2 separate regions of the Homo sapiens genome follow, and region 1 is linked to region 2. Evidence: chromatin contacts called from ENCODE Hi-C or POLR2A ChIA-PET data. All regions are on one chromosome and are shown on one strand. The core of a region is the stretch at or near the end of the contact, and the rest is flanking DNA. Distances in the headings are between cores, read along the strand shown. Region 1 holds the start of LOC105378569 (a long non-coding RNA gene). Region 2 overlaps INPP5A (inositol polyphosphate-5-phosphatase A).

Region 1 (6,856 bases), core at 4,357-6,856, 93 kb after region 2:
GACAGAACAAGCTGGTTTTCACTCCGGCAGAGAACACGAGGATCCGGCCGAGCCAGCGACAGCCTTTCCAAGACACGTGGGCAGGCTGAGCAGCCCTGGCCCCAGGTCCCCTGTGGGCCTGCCAGGAGGCATGCCGCTGTGTCAGGGAGGCTGTCCTTAGGGGCGTGTGGGTAGCCAGTGAGGGGGACCACGGCCCCCAGCTCGGTGATGGATGCATTCAAGGCTGGGGCATCTCCGGCTGCCAGGCCCTGGAGCTTTGCAGGGTGCATCAGGGTTCCAGACCGCCCAGGCTTGAGCACAGCGCCGCCATGCACGTCTGTTGACTCTGGCGAATGACTCCTCACTTTCCCCAACTGCGGTACGGGCACCATCAAAGCCCCCGACGATGCAGCTCCAGGGACCCTGTGAGTAGCTCAGCCTGGTGTGGGCGGCCCAGACCCACCCACCTCCTGCCCTGGGACCTGGGTGCTGGGAGCCGTCTGTCCCGGCCTCATCACCGGCCACGCACTCCTGGGAGAGGTCTTTCCCATAATCACTCTGGGGTCCGAGCACGTCCTGCCCATCTCCTCAGGCCCACTTCCCTGCAAGGGGAAGGGGCTCCTGGCCCACAGAAGCCCCATGGGGCTGGGCCTGTGGGGCTGGACATGCTTCTTGAGCTGCAGAGGCATCTCACTCCCTCCTGTGGCCAAAACCCTCCAGAACCTGCCTGCTCATAAAAATGATGGCACACGCACTGTGCTGGGCCAGGGCTACGGAGCACCCAGACCAGGAAAGCTCTTGTGCTCCTGCCGACAAAGCCCACATGTAGGGTCAGTGGCTGGCACGGGGCAGTCTGTTCCCAGCTGAATATGCTCAGAACCTCCTTGGAAAAATCCCATATTGGTCAGGGCAGAGCCCCAGAAGACACTGGCCAAGGGCGCTGTCAGGATTTGGGGACTCTGGCCCTGGGGCCCAGCCCCCCACCGCCTGGCAACCTTGGAGAAGAGGCTCAGGGTGGCAGTGATGCAACAGGCCACCCTGCGCTGCTCCGACGGCCTCTACGGGCCGCCCTGCGCTGCTCTGATGGCCTGGCTTTCCACCCTGTCCAGCGTTGCCTGGGGCCCCGGGCCAGAGACTGGCCATGGCCCGCACCCCAGCCTCGGGTGGCCACCGGCAGAGCAGCGCAGGCTACTGCCCCTGGGGCCTGCTCAGGGAGTGGGAACCACCCCTCTCTCCAGGAAAAGATGTGGAGCCTCGTGGAATTGACCCGATCCCCACTGGCCACGCCGGGCAGCCTCGGACCAGCCTGATGCCCTCACCCAGCCCGAGGCCCCACTCCAGGGCCTCTCTCCCAGACAACTGTGCAGCTGCTGATGACTGAAGAGGGAGAAGGAGGGAAGGGGAGGGATAGAGCAGGCGCCCCAGGAGAGGGGCACCCAGGCCCTGCAGTGTGGACCTGGCATTCCAGCGCCATGGTGTGCATGAGCTGTGCTCTGCCAGGGCTCAGTCTAAAGGGCTGGGAAGCCCCATGACTGTGGGTTCCACACAGCGATCCGTGCCCACCGGCAGCAGGTGGCTTCCTGAGCCGCTGTCCCTGCGGGGAGTAGAGGCGTACCTGCTTGCTACCCGCCTGGGCCTCCAGATGGAGGTCTGGGCTTTGCCCACCAGCTCCAGCGGCCGCCGGGCCAGGAGGAGCATGGGGCCCATCGAGGGATCCCCCTTTCCTCTGCCAGCAGCAGGTGCCTCCCGGCTGCCCTGACCTCCACGTGCTGGGCTACTCTGGGTGCTCATCGCTGGAGGGTGGGAGCCCGGAGTCCTGCTCACAGCCAAGTGTCCTTGCGGTCTGGAGACCCAGGTAAAACAAGGCATGGGCTGAGGCTGCGCCTCCTGTGGGATGGGGTGCCTCGGCCCTGCAGGGGCCCAGCCTGTCCCTGTGGGTCTCCCTACTTTGTCAGGGGTTGGGTGCCAGCACCTCCCTTTCCCTCCTGGAGCCCAGCCTTCCTGCTCTCTCGCCGCCCGTCCTTGAGCTGAAGCCCCCCACCCGCCCCCTCCTCAGTTTTGTCCCCCAACCCCCCACCATCGTTATTTCCTTATTTAGGGCCCACACACCTCGAGGCAGCTGGGCCTTCCGAGAAGAAACTGCAGGCCCCATTCTGCTGGGACCTCTGGGACGGTGGCTCCCCGTGGTTCCGAGGCCCGCGGAGTCCAACCACCTTCTGTGTAATTTAGAATCGACCTGAAGAATCTCATTCTCAGCTCCCCAGGGAGCCCCCAGCCCGCCCCGGTTCCGGAGGCTGCTCTGCTTCCCAGGAGGAAGAGCCCAGTGACCTGATTTCACCCAAGGCCCAAGGAGGGGCCCGGCAGGGCAAGGAAAGCTTGGGGGAGCTGGATTGGGTGCCGGGTGCAGGGCTGCAGGCTGGACTCTGCTAGGACAGCCACCAGCAGCGGGCACAGCTGAGCCCATGCCTGCTTGAAACCAGCCAGGGCAGGTGGCAAAGGGCAGGCTGCACCCTCAGCCTGGAACCTCGCCCAGGGAACCGGGAGATGCCTCACAGGAGTGACTCGCACCTGCCCCTCTGGGACTCCCTGGACCCCACCCTGCTGGGGCGGCTGCATCACACACAGGCCCCTTCTGCAGCAAAATAAGGCACCTCGAAGAGGTCACAAGCTGAGAGCTCCCCAGTCTGGTGACCCAGCCCGTGCCGCCCTAACTGCTGGCCCTCAGTCAGCCTCGCTGGAATGGCCTCTGCATGCCCCATAGGCCCTCGTCTCCCTGGGCCACGCTGAGTGCTCAGCTGCCACGCCTGGCGTGGGGCGTAGTTAGGCCCCACCCGGATGTGGGACGCCCATGGCTCTTCCTCTCCTGTTCCGGAGCCACGGCCACACGAGCACAGGGGAATAGCACTGGACACAGAGCAGAGCCAGCCATGCCCCCAGGGAGGTGTGCACAGGCCAGAGAGTGCCAGGGAAGCAAGAGAGAGGGGCTGGGGGCAACAAGGAAGGGCGGGAGGGGCTGCCAGGACGGGGAGACAGGAGGGCTCCTGAGAGGAGATCAGATGGAAAGCACTGTTAGCTGGGGGGGAGAGAAGAAGGGGAGGAGGAGGATGGAGGAGGAAAGAGGAGGAGGATGAAGGAGGAGGGAGGAGGATGGAGGGCAGAGGAGGGAACTTGACAGTGGAGGGGGAGAGCTGAGAGCAGGGCAGGCCTGGGGTGCGGGGCCCTGGTGTTGCTGTGAATTCCAAGTAGAGTGCCAGCCTGTCCTTCCTTCCTCTGGAGTCTGGGGGAGACACAGGGGCTCTGAGTGGCCTTGGAACAGGCAGGTCCAGGCTGGTGTGGCTGAGGCTCTGGCAGCCACCGTTCCTCCCGCCTGGGACCACTCTGGGGAGGACCCCCAGGCTCCAAGGGCATGGAGAGGTCCTGCTAGGACCTAATGGAGCTGCAGGTCAGGCAGAGCCTGGAGTGTCCCTGCCATCCCAGGAGGGCCCCTCACTGGCCTGGGGAAAGTAGAGGCAGCCCAGACAGTCTGCAGCCACCTCCACCCAGGCCAGGTGGGGACAGGGCCCCTGGGAGGCAGAAGCAAGGGCAGTGAGAACCCGGCTGCTCCGTCCATCTCTGTGCTGGCCGAGCCCAGACAGACCCTCTTCCCCAGGGGATCCCACAGCATGCAGATGCTGCCCCCTACTCCAGCACCCTCCAGGGCTGCTGGGCAGACCCAAAGTCCATCCTAGACTAGCTCCACAATTGGGAAAGCCTGAATAACCACAAAACAAACCGAAGTCATTCTTCACTGTCCCTCAAGGAGCAGATGTTGGAGAAGTTTGAACCTACATGGGGCCAAAACCACCTAACCGGGACCACCTGCAACATGGCTCATTGTCCTTGCCGCCTGAACTCAGCACTCCCCTCTGCAGTGCCTGGCTGCAGAGGGGAGGGGCCACGTGGAAGGCAGCAGAGAAGTGGCTGGGCGCTGCATGGAGCATGGGCCGGAGGCCATCGGCCGCCATGGAGAAGGCGATCCCTCACCTGGCCAGCTGGTTTAATCCCAGGTCTGTGCTCTCAGCATCTGGCCCCACTTTTCAGCTGCAGCCCCCACCCTGTGTTGGTCACCCACAGGTCACCCTGAGCTGGACAGGCACACCCACTGCAAAGCTCAACTCCGGGTGTGAGGCTGAGGAGGCCGCAGGCACCGGGACGCTTTTGGAGACTGTGTGAGGGCAACACCACCGTTGGAAGAGACCCCCACGTGGGGGGCACGCCCGAGATGCACCCCAAGACATCCACGCCCTAAACCCTCTGACCTGCAAATGTGTTACTTTGCATGGCAGAGGGAACTGAGTGACCCTAACATGGGGACATTGTCTGGATCATCCGGGTGGATCCCCCGAGTTACAAGAGTCCAGAAAAGGAGAGGAGGGAGGCAGAAGACGAGAGTCCAGGGAGACACGAGGGTGGAAACTCAGCTGGTGGCTGCTGCTGGCTTCAACAGGCAGGAGGGGCCAGGAGCCGGGAACGTTGTGGCCTCTAGAAGCTGGAAAAGGCAAGAAAACGAATTCTCTCCGAGTCCCCAAAGAACACACAGCTCTGCCCACACCCTGGTTTCAGCCTAGTGAGATCTGAGTTGGACTTTGACCTCCACACTGTGGGCTCACAGGTGGACTTTTCAAGCTGTTCAGTTTGTGGCCATCAGTTAGAGCAGCCACAGGAGACTCCTCCACCACCTTTCCGAAGCCTGCAGCCCGGCAGAGAAAGGAGCACGTGGCCTGTGCACCGCCAGACTGCACGCAACACAGCTCCCACCATCACCAGGCACCTGCGGCGGGTCTGAGTTGTTCTGTAGACAGAAGTGTGTGGGGGTCCCAAGGCTGAGTGTGGCAGAGCCACCTGCTGAGGTCCTGGTCTACGGGGGTCTCCACCCAGCCTCCTGACCCCCATCAGAGCTGGCAGACAGCCTGGGAGGCCTCAGAGGCTGCGGGGCCAGGCCTCACCTGACGGGAGGGTTGCCAGGGCCTGAGGCAGGAGCACGGCCGGTCTGCGGTGGTGCGGGGAGCCATGCCGGGGGCCGAGATCAATGGGAGACCCCTGTGTCCTCGCTCACTGCGGCACACCCTCCAGTCACACCCTGCCCTGTGTCCTCTCCCACTGCGGCACACCCTCCAGTCACACCTTGCCCAGTTTAAAAGTTCACAGCCCAGGCTCTTCCAGGAACAGGGAGGGCCAGACTCCCAGACTGTGTGCAAAGCGGCTGCCCTGCCCTGGTGCTCAGCTCAGGGTGCAGACTCCTGGAGGGATGACGATGACAAGGATGACGATGATGCCGGTGCACACAGGACGCAGGGACCGCGGCGGCCATCACAGCACTGCACCTTGGAGGTGGGAAACCTGGCAGGGCCTGCACATTCCACGACGGGGGCAGTGAAGCCCAGTGACTGGGGAAATCACAGTGGGAACCGCCTGGAGGACGCGCCACAAGCTGATGGCAAGGCAGACGCTTGGCCTGTGAACCCCATGTCCTCTGTAACTGTGCTAGTGGTTTTGTGGTCAGAGGTCTTTTTGGAGAAGCATTTGGTGCTGTTGGCTCCAGGGTGGTTTCCAGGGGGAATGGGAATGCGTGCGGAGAGGCAGGCTCCCATGGGGCGTGGGGCTCAGGGCACAGGGCTGTGGTACAGGGCGCGGGGCGTCGGGCACCTGCTCACGTGGGCGGGGTGCCCTCTGCTGGTGGAGGTGGGCACGGCAGCGGGCTGGGCGCTGCGGGCTGGGCGGAGGGGGCTGCGCTGTGGCCCACAGGAGTTGGGGAGCATGGGGGGCAGTGTTCTGGCCACACTGTTCAGGGCCGTCTCCAGCTTCCGTCTCCAGTCCCAGGAGCCACTTCCACCTGCCGGCTCTGGGGGACTCGCTCTTTTGGGGGCCCTTGATATCTGAGGATGGGAGTCCTAGGAAAAGTGCCACCGTGGCCACCTTGGTCTCTTTCCTGAGAGACAGACTTGGCATTGATGATGCTCCCTGGGGAACGCCATTGCCCAGAGCAGCCAATCAAGCCACTCGGGTGGACAGCGTTGCTCAGGCGCTCCTGGCGTCAAGGAGGTTTTCAGGCCCCTGATCATGCTGGGTCCCGGGAACACCCCCTGGGCTGAGGCTCTGGAATCTGGGTGGGATGGTCTCTCCTAGACCCCCTCAGCGGGTGCCTGTCATCCACACAAGGCTCAGCCTCATAGGCTCCACGCCAGCAGGGACCATCACCGCCTCCATCAGGGTCCACATTTCCCCCACGTCGCGGGGCCTCTGCTGGCACCCAGCCTTCTATGCTCCTGCCACGAGCACGGCCTCCTTGGAGGATGGGAGCCACAGACAGGGCCAGATGACGAGGAGAGAAGGTGCCCCAAGACCTCCGTGTGCCCACGCCCCTCCCTTCGGGGACGGCCGGGTGCGTTCCTCCATGCCAGCCAGTCAGTGCAGAGCCTGCAGCCCACAGCCGCAAGGAGGTAAAGGCTGAGGTTGGCTGGGCCCTGTGGGATCCGCCTCACATCCACTCTCGGGTGCAGGCGGGAAGGAGGGGTCCGGATGGTGCCACCTGGTGATCTGGCACAGGCAGGTCCCTCATTGGGGTGATGGCTTCCCGGGGCCCTCCAGGCCCCTCCTGGCGGTGGGTATTGGTACCTCCTGTGCTTGGTGGCTGCCCGCGAAGCTGTCCCTCCCCTGCCCTCCCTCCCCAGGCACCTGCTACCCACCTGCTTACCGCGGGGGTGAGTACTTTCTGAGGACATGAAAAGGAGCCAGAGGCTGGCAAGAGGCAGGTGTTGGGGTCCAAACCCACGGTGCTCCGGGCTCTGAGGAGGCTGCATCCGGCTGCTGAGGTGGGTTGGGGGCTGGGGTGGTCCTG
Region 2 (6,630 bases), core at 3,112-5,611:
GTGAATTCCAGCAGGTGAGAGGCTGTTCATCCTCTTACGAAAAGGGGAAACGCGTGTTTTTCATCTGTGACGCAGATTCCTAATGCAGCAGCTGCCATAAAACGCTGAAGTCACCCCCTGGTCTGTCTGTGCAGACCACACGTGCTGAGGGCAACAAAACACCCTGCAGAGTGTGACAAGGTGTGTCAGTGTTGTGCCTGTCTGGGTCACTCTGCACGAAAACTAAACTAAAATTGTCAAGGTTATCAAAGTTCATAGACCATTTTTCTCCAAGACGCTAGGATACACTTGAACTCTCTCCCTGATAGGATAGAAGCCCCAAGTGTGTGCATTTGAGTTTGTGACCCACGGCTCTCAGGAGGCGAGTCAGGACGGCCCCACTGTCCAGAGGCTCCTGGTCACCCCGTGCACTTTGTGAGCACACACCAACGGCGCCAGGTCCCCTGAGTCACTTCAAGCTCCTCATCCTCCCAGCGTGGCCACGCCCCAGCCCAAGCCCCCCTTCTTCCCCTTCCGGCCAGGCAACTTATCAGAAGTTCAAAAAAACAGATAGGCCCCAGCAGCTCCACTGGGCCAGCGCCTGTAAAATGGGGTGAACGTACTCAGGGGACAACAGCCTCTCCTACGACATCTTCTCACTGGTCTCACAGAGGGATCAGGAGCGCCCTTCCCCAGCACGGTGAAGGAACAGGGGCCTGAGCACCATCACATATCACCACCCAGCCTGCAGCACCTGGTCCTGCCGCTTGCCATCCACACCCCCCCACCCCACCATGCCATCTATGCCACCCACTAACCACGCCAGCCACACCACCTATGTCACCCACAGCAGCCATGCCACCCACACTGCCCATGCTACCCACATCAATGCCAACCACGCCACCCATACCAATCATGCCACACACAATACCATGCCACCCATACTACCCACAGGGACCAACCACGCTACCCACATCAGTGCCAATCATGCCACCCACATGGACCATGCTACCCATGCCACCCACACCAACCATGCCACCCACACCATGCCACCCATACCACCCATGCTACCCACATCAATGCCAACCACACCACCCACATTGATCACACCACCCACACCGATCATGCCACACACAATACCACGCCACCCATACTACCCACAGGGACCAACCACGCTACCCACATCAGTGCCAACGACGCCACCCACACCAATCATGCCACACACAATACCACGCCACCCACATTGATCACACCAACCACAGCAATCATGCCACACACAATACCACGCCACCTATACTACCCACATGGACCAACCACGCTACCCACATCAGTGCTAATCATGCCACCCACATGGACCATGCTACCCATGCCACCCACACCAACCACGCCAACCACAACCCACAACACCCATGCCACCCACATCAACCGCACCAACCACGCAGCTTCCCAGGCAGGCTCAGCACCTATTTCCCGCCTCTCAGTAGCCTGAACAGCTGCCCCTTCCTTATTCTCCAGTTGGCTCTGATCCTCTGAAGCCCTCAGAACCCAGCCCCGCCACTTGCCCAGGAGACCCTCTGCGGTGTCCACCTGCACTGTGGACTCTGCGTGCCCTAAGCCACCCTCCAGCCACTGGACAAATCCCTCATCTCCTGCTGGAGCTCAGAAGCCAGGGAAGCCGGTGACCACAGCCGTGGAGCCAGGCAGCACAGTACACTACCCCTTTGCCCTGTGAGCACAACAGGCTAGTGAGGCCCTGAAAGTGACAACAGATATTCCAAATACTTCCTATCTGAATAAATATTTAACCAAGGCTCTGAGGAGGCGCCCTCGAATCCTCCCTCCCTATCCCACTCAATATTCCACCAAGGCTCTGAGAAGGTGTTCACCAGTCCTCCCTCCCTGTCCTACTCAATATGCCACCAAGGCTCTGAGAAGGCGTTCACCAATCCTCTCTCCCTATCCCACTCAATATTCCACCAAGGCTCTGAGAAGGTGTTCACCAATCCTCCCTCCCTATCCTACCCAATATTCCACCAAGGCTCTGAGAAGGCGTTCACCAATCCTCCCTCCCTATCCTACCCAATATGCCACCAAGGCTCTGAGAAGGCATTCACCAATCCTCCCTCCCTATCCTACCCAATATTCCACCAAGGCTCTGAGAAGGCGTTCACCAATCCTCCCTCCCTATCCTACTCAATATTCCACACCAAGGCTCTGAGAAGGCGTTCACCAATCCTCCCTCCCTATCCCACTCAATATTCCACACCAAGGCTCTGAGAAGGCATTCACCAATCCTCCCTCCCTATCCTACTCAATATTCCACACCAAGGCTCTGAGAAGGCATTCACCAATCCTCCCTCCCTATCCCACTCAATATTCCACATCAAGGCTCTGAGAAGGCGTTCACCAATCCTCCCTCCCTATCCCACTCAATATTCCACACCAAGGCTCTGAGAAGGTGTTCACCAGTCCTCCCTCCCTATCCTACTCAATATTCCACCAAGGCTCTGAGAAGGCGTTCACCAGTCCTCCCTCCCTATCCTACTCAATATTCCACCAAGGCTCTGAGAAGGCGTTCACCAGTCCTCCCTCCCTATCCCACTCAATATGCCACCAAGGCTCTGAGAAGGCGTTCACCAATCCTCCCTCCCTATCCTACCCAATATTCCACCAAGGCTCTGAGAAGGCGTTCACCAATCCTCCCTCCCTATCCTACCCAATATTCCACCAAGGCTCTGAGAAGGCGTTCACCAATCCTCCCTCCCTATCCTACCCAATATGCCACCAAGGCTCTGAGAAGGCGTTCACCAATCCTCCCTCCCTATCCTACCCAATATTCCACCAAGGCTCTGAGAAGGCGTTCACCAGTCCTCCCTCCCTGTCCTACTCAATATTCCACCAAGGCTCTGAGAAGGCGTTCACCAATCCTCCCTCCCTATCCTACCCAATATTCCACACCAAGGCTCTGAGAAGGCGTTCACCAATCCTCCCTCCCTATCCTACCCAATATTCCACCAAGGCTCTGAGAAGGCGTTCACCAATCCTCCCTCCCTATCCTACCCAATATGCCACCAAGGCTCTGAGAAGGCGTTCACCAGTCCTCCCTCCCTGTCCTACTCAATATGCCACCAAGGCTCTGAGAAGGCGTTCACCAGTCCTCCCTCCCTATCCTACCCAATATTCCCCCAAGGCTCTGAGAAGGCGTTCACCAATCCTCCCTCCCTATCCTACCCAATATGCCACCAAGGCTCTGAGAAGGCGTTCACCAATCCTCCCTCCCTATCCTACTCAATATTCCACCAAGGCTCTGAGAAGGTGTTCACCAATCCTCCCTTCCTATCCCACTCAATATGCCACCAAGGCTCTGAGAAGGCATTCACCAATCCTCCCTCCCTATCCTACTCAATATTCCACCAAGGCTCTGAGAAGGCGTTCACCAATCCTCCCTCCCTATCCCACTCAATATGCCACCAAGGCTCTGAGAAGGCATTCACCAATCCTCCCTCCCTATCCTACTCAATATGCCACCAAGGCTCTGAGAAGGCGTTCACCAATCCTCCCTCCCTATCCCACTCAATATGCCACCAAGGCTCTGAGGAGGTGTTCACCAGTCCTCCCTCCCTATCCCACTCAATATGCCACCAAGGCTCTGAGAAGGCGTTCACCAATCCTCCCTCCCTATCCCACTCAATATGCCACCAAGGCTCTGAGAAGGCATTCACCAATCCTCCCTCCCTATCCCACTCAATATGCCACCAAGGCTCTGAGAAGGCATTCACCAATCCTCCCTCCCTATCCCACTCAATATGCCACCAAGGCTCTGAGAAGGCGCCACCAATCCTCCCTCCCTATCCCACTCCAACTTCACCAAGGCTCTGAGAATGCGCCCATAAATGCTCCCGAGTGAATGGGAGACAAGGATGCAGGAGGACACAGCCTCACACAGAAGCTCTCCTGGTCCTTGGGCCTCCTGCTCCACCAACAGACTCAGCACAGCAGAATCAGAGGACACCTGGACCCCTGTGTGGGGGGTACTGCCAGGTTGGGCCGCAAGGCAGGCAGAGCTCCAAACCCCAGGGACTCCCCGAGCAGAACCCAGTTTAATCGTGCAGCCGACTATTCAGAGAAGACCCCGGCTGGCTCTTCTGACAGTCTTGGTCAGTCCTGCCTCTGTCCCCCTGGGTCCTGCCTCTGTTCCCTAGCTGGTCAGGCCCATTCCCACCCCACGTCCCTCCAGCCTGGGCCCAGGCCTCCACCTTCCACCTGTGTACGACGCACACACTGCCCACTGCAGCAGCGAGGGAGGCACAGCCGTTACAGCAAACAGGAAGTTGCAACAGCTCTGAAAAACCGTAACGGTGATGGAGAAAATTAAAGCAAGTCATATGTCCCCACAAGTCTGTGTGCTACTTGGACAGATGTCTTTCTCAAGAGAACCAGCTCCTCTGAGAGTCCCACCCAAATCCCCCCACATGACCCACAGTGGCTGGTCCACTTTGCACCCAGGCGTATGGCAAACACTTGCTGACCCAGAAGCCCGGTGTCCCCCGACCACCTGGAGGGACGCTGCAGGCAGATGACGGTGGGCTGGCCTGTCCCCTAACTAAGGCACTCTTTGCAAGAAACAAAGCAGCAGGCAGTCAACCCAGTTCTCAGCTTCACACTCGCAGGCTCATCCATGTGGTCAGAGTGCCAGGGACCACAGGAAGGGGCTCCCCACTCAGCTCTGCAGTCTAACATTCACAGTGCCAGCAGGTGGCAACTGACAGCCGCTCAGAAGCCTGAAAGGTAGGCAAGGGAGGGTGCTCAGGGATAAGGCTCCACAGCTGCCCACCAGGCTCGCACTCTGGGCCTCATCCCCATCATCTGCTCAGTGGGCTCAGGCAGGAACCTGGACCAAGCAGCGTGTGGCTACTGAAGCCACTGGCCCAAATGGACCACAGTGCAGCCCCTTTCAGGTGGACCCCTTTCCAGGTGGCCTGCAGAGTCCCCACCACATGGCCCACTGTCACCCAAGGATGGCCAGGTCCACCCTAGAGAGCCACGCACCCAATGACCACCCTGAAGGCCAAACGCCATAGGGGCCAGTTGGTGGCCAAAGAGACAACAGCTATGTCTGGCAGAACCGCCCCTGCAGTGCCAAGGATCTAAGACAACAGGAGGCGAGGTCAGCGACCATGGCCCCTCACACTCTGGCGGCTGCCACCTCCACCGTCTTCCATGAGGTCAGGCGGGACCAAACTAGTGTTTCCACTTGTTTTAATAGTGAAATAGCCAGACACCCCCACTCCCAGCTGTCCTACAGTGGACGTCCTGTGGCCAGCGAGCCCAGCCAGAATGCCGGCTTGGCCACTTGCATTCAGAAGGTTCGTACCATGCGGCTCACAGCCAGGCCCTCTCAGCACGTCAAGGGACACAGCTGCCGGTTCACGGAAAAGCTCAGCCCAAGGGTGTCGCTTCCCTCCTCTCACGGGCGCTGCTCCAGGTGTGGTGAGGTGCACCTTGGAGTGACAGCAGTGTCACAGGTGGCACTAGCTATGCAGAACCTCAGAGTTGCTGCTGAGACCTGCACCTGGACTCCCAAAAACCACTGACACCCAGGAGAGAGCGGTCGCTGGAGAGGACAGGGACTACTGGCCAGAGGCCTGAGACAGCCCCCCGAGCAGCCTCATTACATCCCTGAGAGGCTGGGTGAAGTGAATTAACCTGCGGGACCACTCTGACCCTAAACAGTGGCAATGTGGTCTCCTAAGCTCTCTCTGCTCTCCCCGATAAATACTAATAACTCAAGACTGACCCCATCTTCTACTGCCTGGTTAGTAACTCGAGCCTGACCCCATCCCCTAATGCCCGGTTAGTAACTCGAGGCTGACCCCATCCCCTAATGCCCGGTTAGTAACTCGAGGCTGACCCCATCCCCTAATGCCCGGTTAGTAACTCGAGGCTGACCCCATCCCCTAATGCCCGGTTAGTAACTCGAGGCTGACCCCATCCCCTAATGCCCGGTTAGTAACTCGAGGCTGACCCCATCCCCTAATGCCCGGTTAGTAACTCGAGGCTGACCCCATCCCCTAATGCCTGGTTAATAATTTGAGGCTGACTCCGTACTCTAAGGCACAGTGACTCAGACGTCACACCAATCCTGTAACAGAGACACACCAACCCCACCATTCAGACCAGGGGCAGAGAGTGGGGGCTGCAGGAACCCAGGCTGGGCTGGGTGGCCCCGACCTGTGTCACAGAGCCTCACGGAAGCCCCGGCTCCCGCCCTGCAGCTGCAGAGCTCCAGGACACGCACCTGTCTGCTCCTGCTTCACCTGCACTCCCCATGCTCATCACACCTGCCACCTGCCAGGCAAGCGGGAGCCTCGTAGCAGAGGCCTCGCATCCCACAGGCCCTCCTGGAGGGGTGGGCAGAGGGCAGCCCGCCAACACCGTCTGTCATCCAGCTGTCAAAGCCATTACCAACACGGCAAGATAACCATCCTTGTGGGGAATTATTATTTGGAAGTAGGACCAGAAATGCAAGTTAAACCGCAAGATGCCACCACACAGCCATAATTAAAAAGACAAATGCCACCAAGTGCTGGCATGATGCAGAAGAGCTAGAGTCCTTCCACACCACTCGACGGGGCACGAATGGGGCAGCAA

What was found. A loop is a pair of places that touch in the nucleus more often than their neighbours do. ChIA-PET counts read pairs that join two places held with the same protein, here RNA polymerase II (POLR2A). Pooled maps may share reads with other maps.
Region 1: a map of naive thymus-derived CD4-positive, alpha-beta T cell shows a loop between it and region 2 (15-fold over the local background). The contact joins two enhancer-like sites. A Hi-C loop is called at or near these places in 7 of 168 maps with a recorded cell type or tissue (CD4-positive, alpha-beta T cell, CD8-positive, alpha-beta T cell, HL-60/S4 and 4 more), 5 of 37 single-sample maps with no recorded cell type and 17 of 50 pooled maps. POLR2A ChIA-PET finds 5 or more read pairs at or near these places in 5 of 52 experiments (OCI-LY7, activated CD8-positive, alpha-beta T cell, activated naive CD4-positive, alpha-beta T cell and 2 more).

The regions. Positions count from the first base shown.
Region 1 is chr10:132,457,517-132,464,372 of GRCh38, reverse strand. LOC105378569 (a long non-coding RNA gene) reads right to left here and starts at 2,280. Exons shown (of 3, transcript XR_007062343.1): 1 at 2,089-2,280; 2 at 1,595-1,822. RefSeq lists a silencer at 5,724-5,773. Within about 2 kb of position 5,606, at least 3 of the 41 ENCODE cell types and tissues checked have a DNase peak (open chromatin) inside an H3K27ac peak, as active enhancers do.
Region 2 is chr10:132,549,307-132,555,936 of GRCh38, reverse strand. All of the region lies in intron 1 of INPP5A (inositol polyphosphate-5-phosphatase A), which reads right to left. Among named protein-coding and RNA genes, the nearest start is that of INPP5A, 15 kb to the right of the region's middle. RefSeq lists enhancers at 122-622, 4,346-5,086, 5,087-5,829. Within about 2 kb of position 4,361, at least 7 of the 41 ENCODE cell types and tissues checked have a DNase peak (open chromatin) inside an H3K27ac peak, as active enhancers do.